Regions from separate parts of the Mus musculus genome. Here region 2 is linked to region 1. The links are chromatin loops, found by intact Hi-C in ENCODE. Cell type or tissue: heart. All regions are shown on one strand. Links, peaks and the distances in the headings refer to the core of each region. The heading gives the core; the rest is flanking DNA.

Region 1 (4,388 bases), core at 256-4,255:
CGTTGCCACATTCCTCTCTCCAACCTACTTCTTCTTCTTCTTCTTCTTTTTAACCTCTAACCTGACAGGTTTTCCTGTCTCACCTGTTTCTTTCCACACCAGACCGAATTCTCTGCTAATGGGGTTCATCTATGCGAGACAAAGACAACCCTGTCCCAGAAGCACTCTGATCTACGTTCAGGATGAACCACATTTCTTGGCAACACGACCCAAGGCTAAGAGCCGTTCCAATGGGCTCTTGCTGCCTCGGACACTCTGCAAAACACTGAGGTCTGTGGATTCAGGAACTCCCCGCTCTCAACCCCACCCCATTCTCTGCTTTTTCTCAAGCTCTTGTCTCTGCCCAGAAGCAGGACCCTTCTCCCAGCTGGCCCTCAGCCACTGTCCACCCACCCTGGGGCCAGACTCCAGTGGCCCTCTGAGACTTCAAGGACCGTGTTTCCCTGATGGGCCCATGCCACTGGATATACATAATGGCCCATGTTTTCCAGAAGCTCTCAGAGGGTGGGAATACTTTGTATTGATCTTGGAATTCTCTGTGGCTGAGACCCAGCTTGTGCAAGAGGACATGAAGACAATGTGTAGGGAAGGATAAGGTGCGTGTTCTAGGTGTTTGTATTGCACAGCAACTCTGATTTCCATATTTGTATAAGCATGCCAGGGAATGGTGTGGGGAGGCCCTGAGCTCCTATCTGGATATACAAATGAGATGGTGGCCTCATTCGTTTTCCTCGGTTATTTTCCAGTGAGTTGCTCAGCCACCATGCCTGCCTTGGCTTTCTTTGGCCTGTGTGGGATAAAGTGTTGGGGCCCTGGTAGCCACGCAGGCAGTTCCTAACCACCACATACTAAGGCACCCAGGGCCCCTAGCCAGCACCTGGGTGTATGCATCTGGAATCAGTAGTGCTCTTCTTTCCTACCCCAGGCCACAGGCCTCCCTGGCCCATGAATGGTGGACTTTCAGACTCATTTTTCCCCCCACAGTGATTCTTGACTGATTTCTTTGCTGGGGTAAAGGAAAAGAAATGGCAGTTTTGATCCCCAATTCTGTACCAGGCCGGTGGCTGCTGTTTGTCTTGGTCAAGTGTTGCAGCAGCCACTGGGACGGTGTCATTTGCCCCATGTTACAGATAAACAGAGTTTCTGGAGGCCGAGAGATTCCTGGCCAAAGAACAGTGAAGCGCTGCCACCTTGGTCTACATGGAAACTGCATCTGCTCGCTTCCCACACCCTGGGTGAGGATACGGTTCCTAGTTAGGCTTGGCCTGCATAGGCCCTGCAGCCTCCCCAGACTCTGGCCTGGCCCTCGTGCTCAACCTCAAGATCAAAGAAAACAGTCTTGGCACCCAGAGCAGTAGTTCTTTAAAAAAGAACATTCTTTTTAAAATGTTCTCACAACAAATGGTTGTGAGCCACCATGTGGTTGCTGGGAATTGAACTCAGGACCTCTGGAAGAGCAGTCAGTGCTCTTAACCACTGAGCCATCTCTCTAGCCCCTGGAACTGACTTTTGCTTTGGGCTTCTGCTTGGTGTGGCGAGAAGGACCAGACCTGGAGATCCTCAGGCCTATGTGCCGAGGTCTTCCACTTGTCAATGAGACAAGGTGACAAATACTGCTGTCTCCCTCATTTCACTGCCCAGCTTCCTGTGCTCTGCCCTCATTTTAGGTAGCCCTGGTTCTTAGCAAGGCTGTGTGTGGTTGCTGGTACCAAATCTGCTGCCAATCACATCTGCTCCTCTTTCCTGGTCTCTGAATACTTTTATGGTCCAGAGCAGAAATGATTTAAATGGGTAGTAGGAAGGGGTACAGATTTTAAAATGGGGAGACACAGTCGTGCCTTGGTATGACCTGGGCTGTTGTGTACTCTGCTCAAATGTGTGTGTAACTCTACAGCATCCTATCTGGGTTCGTTCCAAACTGCACCCTGTTCCCGTCCCAGTATTTCAATTAGGATGTTAAAGAAATGTAACCATGAAAATATGTGCTCCGCACGCCATTCTGATGTTCTCTTTTGATATAAATTCTTATCAATTGCCTCAGATGATACTGACACCCGAGTGGGAATCTGGCAGAAGCGTCTCGATGGGCAGTCTCAGTGGAGTGCCTGGGTGGGGGCGGCAGGAATGGGGCCAGGCCCTCTGAAGTGTCTGCTGAGGATCCTGGGACCTGGGTGTGGGAGCTCATTAAGCACTATCTTTGCCAACACTGTGGGTGTGGTTCAATCTGGACCAAGAGATAAGGGTACGACCTGAGGCACCAGAAAGGAAGACGAGGCAGGTGGAGACTGGCCAGACACGTCCCAGGAGGAGGGAAGAATAAAAGGCAGCAAAGCTGGGTGGGGAGACGGGAGCTGGAAACAAGCTAAGGAGTCAGGAGAACTGAGACCTGGATGTATCGTGGGTAACGGAGAAGAACGAGGCAGGTCGCTAGCTTCTCAGGGATGGGGATGGGATGATGGCAAAAGGAATAGGGCTACCAGTGGGCATGATGATGCCTAGGTGGGCTCCCCGGTGAGCCCCAGGCCATGGTGACAGCCAGGATGAGCTACTGGAGATCAGAGAGGAGGAGCCATGAGAAAGCTGTGGGTCCCTGGATGTCTGGGGAGTCTAGAGCACGGGTGGTCTCAGGCGGCAAAGGGATGCATCCGTTACCTGCATGATGCGGACATAGTCGGTGCGATGCAGCTCACCCTCCTTGATCACTTTCTTCTTGAGCGTGGCAAGGTTCCTCTCCAGGTGTTCCCGCTGGCGGGCGTACTCCTGTTGCAGGTCTGAGTTCAACCCTGCAATCTCCACCTGGCGCATCACGTGGGGAGACACTCAGCCAAGGAGGGGAGAAGTGAAGCCTAGCACAGGGCAGTGAGGGCGGGGCGCTCAGAGCTCACCATGTCTGCCCGCTGCACGTACTTCTCAAAGAGGCCACGGATCTTCTCCTTCAGCAGCCCGGGTTCCTGGATGTACGCCACGCAGTTGTGAAGGTCTGTCTTGAAGCGTCGGACCAGCGCTTCCAGATCCCGTTCCTGCAATCAGACGTTTACTCCTGGGACAGCATGGCATGCTCTGTTCTGAGGGGCAGGGGCTTCAGGCAGAGGCTAATGAAGGGGTCTGGTGCCTCCTCATCTGGGATGAACACCTGACTGCTGGCGCCCACCCTGGGCACAGAAACCTAGATGGGCAGCCAGCCCAAAGGTCGCCGTTCTGAAATGCTTGTGTACCTGCCTGGGCCGGGTACCCTGCCTGGACAGCTGACAGGGCTTGAGACTGCACACATGGCATCCCGATTGCTCCGGATTCCTTTAAGGGCCTCAAGCTTATAAGATGGAAGGGAACTCATGTGGCCACACTTTCCTTTGGCGCCAAGAAAAATATCTCATTCCCTCCCACAGATCCTTACCCAGGGCTGCCCCATGCCTAAGGACCTCAGCAGTGATGGTTCCCCTGACTGTCAGGAGCACTGTTGTGGCTGGATGACAACTCCCTCCAGATTGTTGTAGACTGGACCAGCTCTCCATCTTCAGCCACGCTTTCTGACAGCTACCTTCCCTTATCATTACCCAAGAGGGTGTCTCCTTTTTCTCTTCTCTCATAGCCCTTTATTGACTTTCCATGTGTGTGTGCACATGTGTTTATATACACACTGACATATAAAATTTCTCTCCATATATAATTTTTTCTATCTCTTCATATTTTATGCAAAAGTTCAAATCACTCATCAGCCCTTTCAGCTTGCAAAGAGCGGGGCCACACCCTCTTCTCCTGTGTGGCTCCGCAGCTTTGGCAGCGTATGCTGCCAGTGTTTGATGTGGACAGTGGAAAAGTTCAGTCTGGTTTTGAAAAACATCTCAGTGGCCCGTGGAAAGAGTGCACAGCTGCATCCTAGCTCGGAGCCAGAGGACCAGGGTGTCCTACGCTGTTCAGAGGGAGAACTAGCTACAGGCACCCCGTGGGGGTTTCCTTCCCCTCTCATTTCACTGCCTGTATTGTTTTTATTTATAACACACACACACAAATGGAATGGACCAGGTGTGGTAGCACACATCTGTAACCACAGCCCTTGGGGAGGCAAAGACAGAGTTGGGAGTCCAAGGCAAGCCTGGGCTACACAGTCAGTTTCAGGCCAGCCTGGGCTACAGAGTGAGGTACTGTCTCAAAACATGTAGGGAGCCAGAGAGACGGCTCAGTGTGGAAGAGTGCTTGTTGTGCAAGCGTAATGAGGACCAGGGTTTAGAGTCTAGCATCCAGATAAAAGCTGGGTGGTTGTGGCCACACACACCTAAAACCCTAGCACTACACTGGGAAGTGGAGATGGGAGGGTCACTGGGGTCCCTGGTCAGCCAGTGTAGCTGAGGAAAGTGACAGCTCCAGGCTGAGTGACAGACACCTGACTT
Region 2 (4,388 bases), core at 274-4,273, 79 kb before region 1:
GGGCCCTTTAGTGATGCTCTCGTCCTTTCAGGACCACACTGTCCTGGGAGGTGAGTGTTATCCTCTTCCAGGATGATGGTTTTATAACCAGGGAGCAAAAGCTCAAAACTTGCCTAAGGTCATACAGTTAGAAGGGAGCAGAGCCAGGTTGTCCAAGCCCAGGCTCCTCTTCCCTTAGCTTCCAGTCTGCTGGCACATACTTCTGCAGGTTTTTCTTTTTCTTTTCTTTTTTTCTTTTTCTCGTCTTTCTTTTCTTTTCTTTTCTTTTCTTTTCTTTCTTTTTCTTTTTTTTCTTTTTTTTTTCTCTTGAGACAGAGTTTCTCTGTATAGCCCTGTCTGTGTAGCCTTGGCTGTCCTGGAACTCACTCTGTAGACCAGGCTGGCCTTGAACTCAGAAATCCGCCTGCCTTTGCTGCCCAAGTGCTAGGATTAAAGGCGTGCACTACCACTGCCTGGCCTACAGTTTTTTCTTATGGGCTTCCATACCTCCCAAGCTTGCACTTGCTACTCTGTTGACTACCTCTCTTAGGGAAACCCTTCATGACTTTTCTGGTCCTGTGGCAGAGTAAGCTGACTCTCTTCTCAGTGCTTCTCAAAAGCTCTTGATGTCTGCTTCTGTCTGGCCCTCATTCCTGGCCTGTGTTTCCCACCAGACAGAACCACTCAAAGGCAGCCTCTGACTTCTAGTTCTCTGGTCAGCAGACTGAAAGGACCTGCCACCAGCATTCAGAAGCTTCTCCATGCCCTCTGTACACACAGCTCCATTTAAACAACAAACGTATCAACCTTTGGGAGCCCAGCATCATTTAGTTGTCATATGATAGGTTTAGGTGTTGCCATATTCTCAACTAATGGAACATCATTGGTGCTAAATAAATTTTATTATTATTATTATTGTTATTATTTTGAGACTGGGTCTCTCTATGTAGTTCTGGCTGTCCTGGGACTTGCTATGTAGACCAGGCTGGCTTCGAACCTCAGAGATCTACCTGCTTTTGCCTCCTGAGTACTGGAGTTAAAGCCACCATGCTTGTCTGTCCAATGAATTATTGATTAAGCCCAACACAGTTACTCGTGAGGTCCAAGTTGATGGCTGACTTCTGCCCCTACTCACCTCTCCCCCCTCCAGGCAGTGATTCCTAGCACCTGCCTGAGTTTTCCCCACCCTGACCTCATTCTTGGTGGATCAAAATCGTCATGACGCTATGACGACGACGATGATGATGATGATGTCAGTTTCTGCTTGTCCCTGCAATTTTTAAGTTGTGTTAAAATACACATACCCTAGAATCTACCGTTAGAACCACTTGTAAACAGTCAATTCAGTGTTAATAAATGCATTCATAACCTCATGTGAACATCACCACCCATTTCCACAGCTCTTGTTTTTGTTTTTGACGTAAGGTCTCCATAAGTCTTTATGGGGCTAACATGGAGTCCTCTGTGTAGTCTAGGCTGGCCTTCCAAGTGCTGGGATTAAAGAAGTCCACCACCACACCCTAACTGAAATGCTACACTCATTAAACAATAACTCTCTATTTCCCTTCCCCCAACCCATGCTCACCACCATATTGTGAGGTCTATTGCTAGGCTAGGCTAGGGTTTCTTGGGGGTCGGGGGCTGGAATTAAGGCCTTGAAATCAAGAGTCAGGGAGGAGCTCTGCTCACTCCAGGGAAGACTTACCAACATGAGAGGCCAAGAAAAGAGTGGGGAGCAGCAAAGAGGATCCCCACCAGACCATACTCTGGAAGCTGCCCTGGGCCAGCCAAGGCCAGCTGGGCCCGGGGTCAGTTGCTGTGGGTCTGAGTGTTCAGCCTGTCCAGCTCAGTGCACCTCGGTGCTGGGGAGGAAGAGGAAATGATGGTTAGGGTAGGAGGGGTGGCAGGGAGAGAGGGTGGGAAGAGTTGTCGCCTGTAGTCCTCCCGTGTCCAGCCCCCACAAGCCCGGGATGGGTGTGGCCTGGAAGTCTCTGGAAGGGGGGGCATTAGAGGTGGGAGGCAGGTTGTGACAAGGACAGATCTGGGGATGGTTGGGCTCTCTCTCCCATCCCTTCGGTCCCTTCCATCTGCATTGCTGGAGCACGGGAGACAGGAAAGGGAGGAAGCCAGTGGCTTCCGCCTATTGAGAAGGTTTGGAGGCAGGACATTGTTCTGGGGTCTCCCCTCCTCCCAGCACACACACGCTGGGAGGAGGGGAGACACACACACACACACACACACAAATACAAAATGAGGCTCACGTGACTCTTTTTTTTTTCAAAAGTAAACAAGAAACGGTCTCTGTAAGGTTTTAATGCTCAGTTTTCACAAACACAAGTTTCTACCCAATTTTACAACACACGATAAAATGTCCTAGTCTGTAGACTGTGCATTAAGTGTTCACTTCGGTAGCACACACACTAGAATTTGCATTATTCAACTCTTCCTCATATTCTTTTCCAATCTTTTAAAATCACCAGGAGTTTCTACCTAAGTAATATTCTACTGTATTTACATTTGAGTTGCATGTCTTCCGAGATCGGGCGCGTTCAGAGTGGTATAGCCGTAGACGAGTTGCATGTCTTAAGAACAAACGGAAATCCATGATATTTTGGTTAACTCAGTGTATTTACAAAATGAAAAGCTCTATCAAAATACTTTTCACTGGAAAAATAAATAGAACAGGCATTGGATCTACCAAAGTTCATATTCACTTTGGCCGATGTCAGTGTGGGACAGTTCATGACAGCACAATTTACCCTGATTTCCCCAGAGCTGACCAGCTTCCAAGCTAACTGTTAAATTATTTTACTGAGATTTTATTATGTTGTTATCTGGTTCATTCCAGATCATTGTCAGCCAGGCTCTGAGCACTTACAGTTCTCTGACTAACGGTCGGAAGCTTGGTCAGGAGCATCTGGAACACTGGTGGTGGAAGAGTCTGCTGGAACACTTGCAGCAGCTGCGGAGGCAGCAATGGCATTTGTCAGGTGGTCCACACCCTTCTCGTAGTCACCTTGTGCTAATAACCCTTCACCAAGCTGTGTCTCTTCAAGGAAGAATTTCTGAACTGCTTCAGCGTCTTTTAAATCAGGAAACTTGGTGTATTAGTCAGGGTTCTCTAGAGTCACAGAACTTACGGACAGTCTCTAGATAGTAAAGGAATTTATTGATGACTTACAGTTGGCAGCCCAATTCCCAACAATGATTCAGTCGCAGCTGTGAATGGAAGTCCAAGGATCTAGCAGTTACTCAGTCTCACGCAGCAAGCAGGCAAAGGAACAAGAGCAAGAGCTAGACTCCCTTCTTCCAATGTCCTTATATTGTCTCCAGCAAAAGGTGTAGCCCGGATTAAAGGTGTGTTCCACCACACCTTTAATCCCAGATGAAAGGCATAGCCCAGATTAAAGGTGTGTTCCTTAACTCGGAGATTCAATCTTCTGGAATCCATAGCCACTACGGCTCAAGATCTTCAAACCAAGATCCAGATAAGGATCTCCAAGCCTCCAGATAAGGGTCACTGGTGAGCCTTCCAATTCCGGATTGTAGTTCATTCCAAATATTGTCAAGTTGACAACCAGGAATAGCCACTACAATCCACCCCTTGTCAACTTGACACAAATAACATCTCATGTTCACATGAAACAATAACAAGGTTGTAAATACGCCTAACATGATATAACTATCCCTCGTACAATCGCAAACGCATTAGTAAATTTACAATGGGCATTCATATTACTTTATAATCCTCGTTTCTGCAACTGGTTACGTGGCCTTAATTGGTATTTATAACTACCTTCCTCTACTACCCATTCTGTATTTCCTTCTCCTTCAGCCAGCACCTCAGCAGGTCTTGGCTCTTTTCCTGGAGGATTGACCCATACCTTCATTCCTGATGGGTCTGCGTCCTTGGTCATCCTGCTTGGATTTGGCTGTTGTAGTTTCTCATTGACTTTAATCACAGGACATGGTAGTACTAAGAGACGCCCTAAGGGATCTCCTACACTCCAGACATAATCTTGCTTACCACCATTGTGAAGAGGTAATCCAATTTCCCCATGGTAATCTGGATCTATCACCCCTCCTAACACTGTTATTCCTCTTTTAGCCTGTTGGTTTAAGGGCATTAGAAGCCCAAAATGACCAGGGGGAAGTCTGAGCTTCCAGTTCAATGGAATGTTTGTTGTAGCTCCTGGTAGGAGCACTCCCCTCTCTGGAGCCAAAACTTCTAAGCCAGCAGAACCTAGAGTTATGGGGACAGGAAGCAAAAATTTTCCTAAAGGGTCACTAGGAGTGATAGTAAGTGGAACTATTCCATTTTCCACCCCTTGATTCCTGGACCCATGAATCCTGGCTATGGGTGAAACTGTACCATATATCGAGCGCTGATTCAAAGCATATACTGCCTT

Evidence for each region. Hi-C counts contacts between places; a loop is a spot of excess contacts. Peaks named below come from ENCODE experiments on the same cell type or tissue, not always from the same donor. Only the 100,000 strongest peaks of a DNase experiment are listed, where the experiment ranks them.
Region 2: it touches region 1 in a loop (2.4-fold over the local background); 1 of 42 quality-filtered maps calls a loop at or near these places.

What each region holds. Positions count from the first base shown.
Region 1 is chr4:118,566,697-118,571,084 of GRCm38, forward strand. It overlaps Cfap57 (cilia and flagella associated protein 57), which reads right to left. Exons shown (of 23, transcript NM_026789.5): 20 at 2,886-3,020; 21 at 2,653-2,796. Gm52677 (a long non-coding RNA gene) reads left to right here. Exons shown (of 3, transcript XR_003955099.1): 3 at 103-3,667. Among named protein-coding and RNA genes, the nearest start is that of Gm52677, 15 kb to the left of the region's middle. In heart, for the core only: no CTCF peak of the experiment used is centred there; a DNase peak (open chromatin) is centred at 2,205; H3K4me3 peaks cover 1,048 bases; H3K27ac peaks cover 1,780 bases; H3K27me3 peaks cover 2,721 bases.
Region 2 is chr4:118,487,964-118,492,351 of GRCm38, forward strand. It overlaps Tie1 (tyrosine kinase with immunoglobulin-like and EGF-like domains 1), which reads right to left and starts at 1,886. Exons shown (of 23, transcript NM_011587.2): 1 at 1,685-1,886. The coding sequence starts at 1,742. It also overlaps the pseudogene Gm12859. In heart, for the core only: no CTCF peak of the experiment used is centred there; a DNase peak (open chromatin) is centred at 1,988; H3K4me3 peaks cover 1,685 bases; H3K27ac peaks cover 848 bases.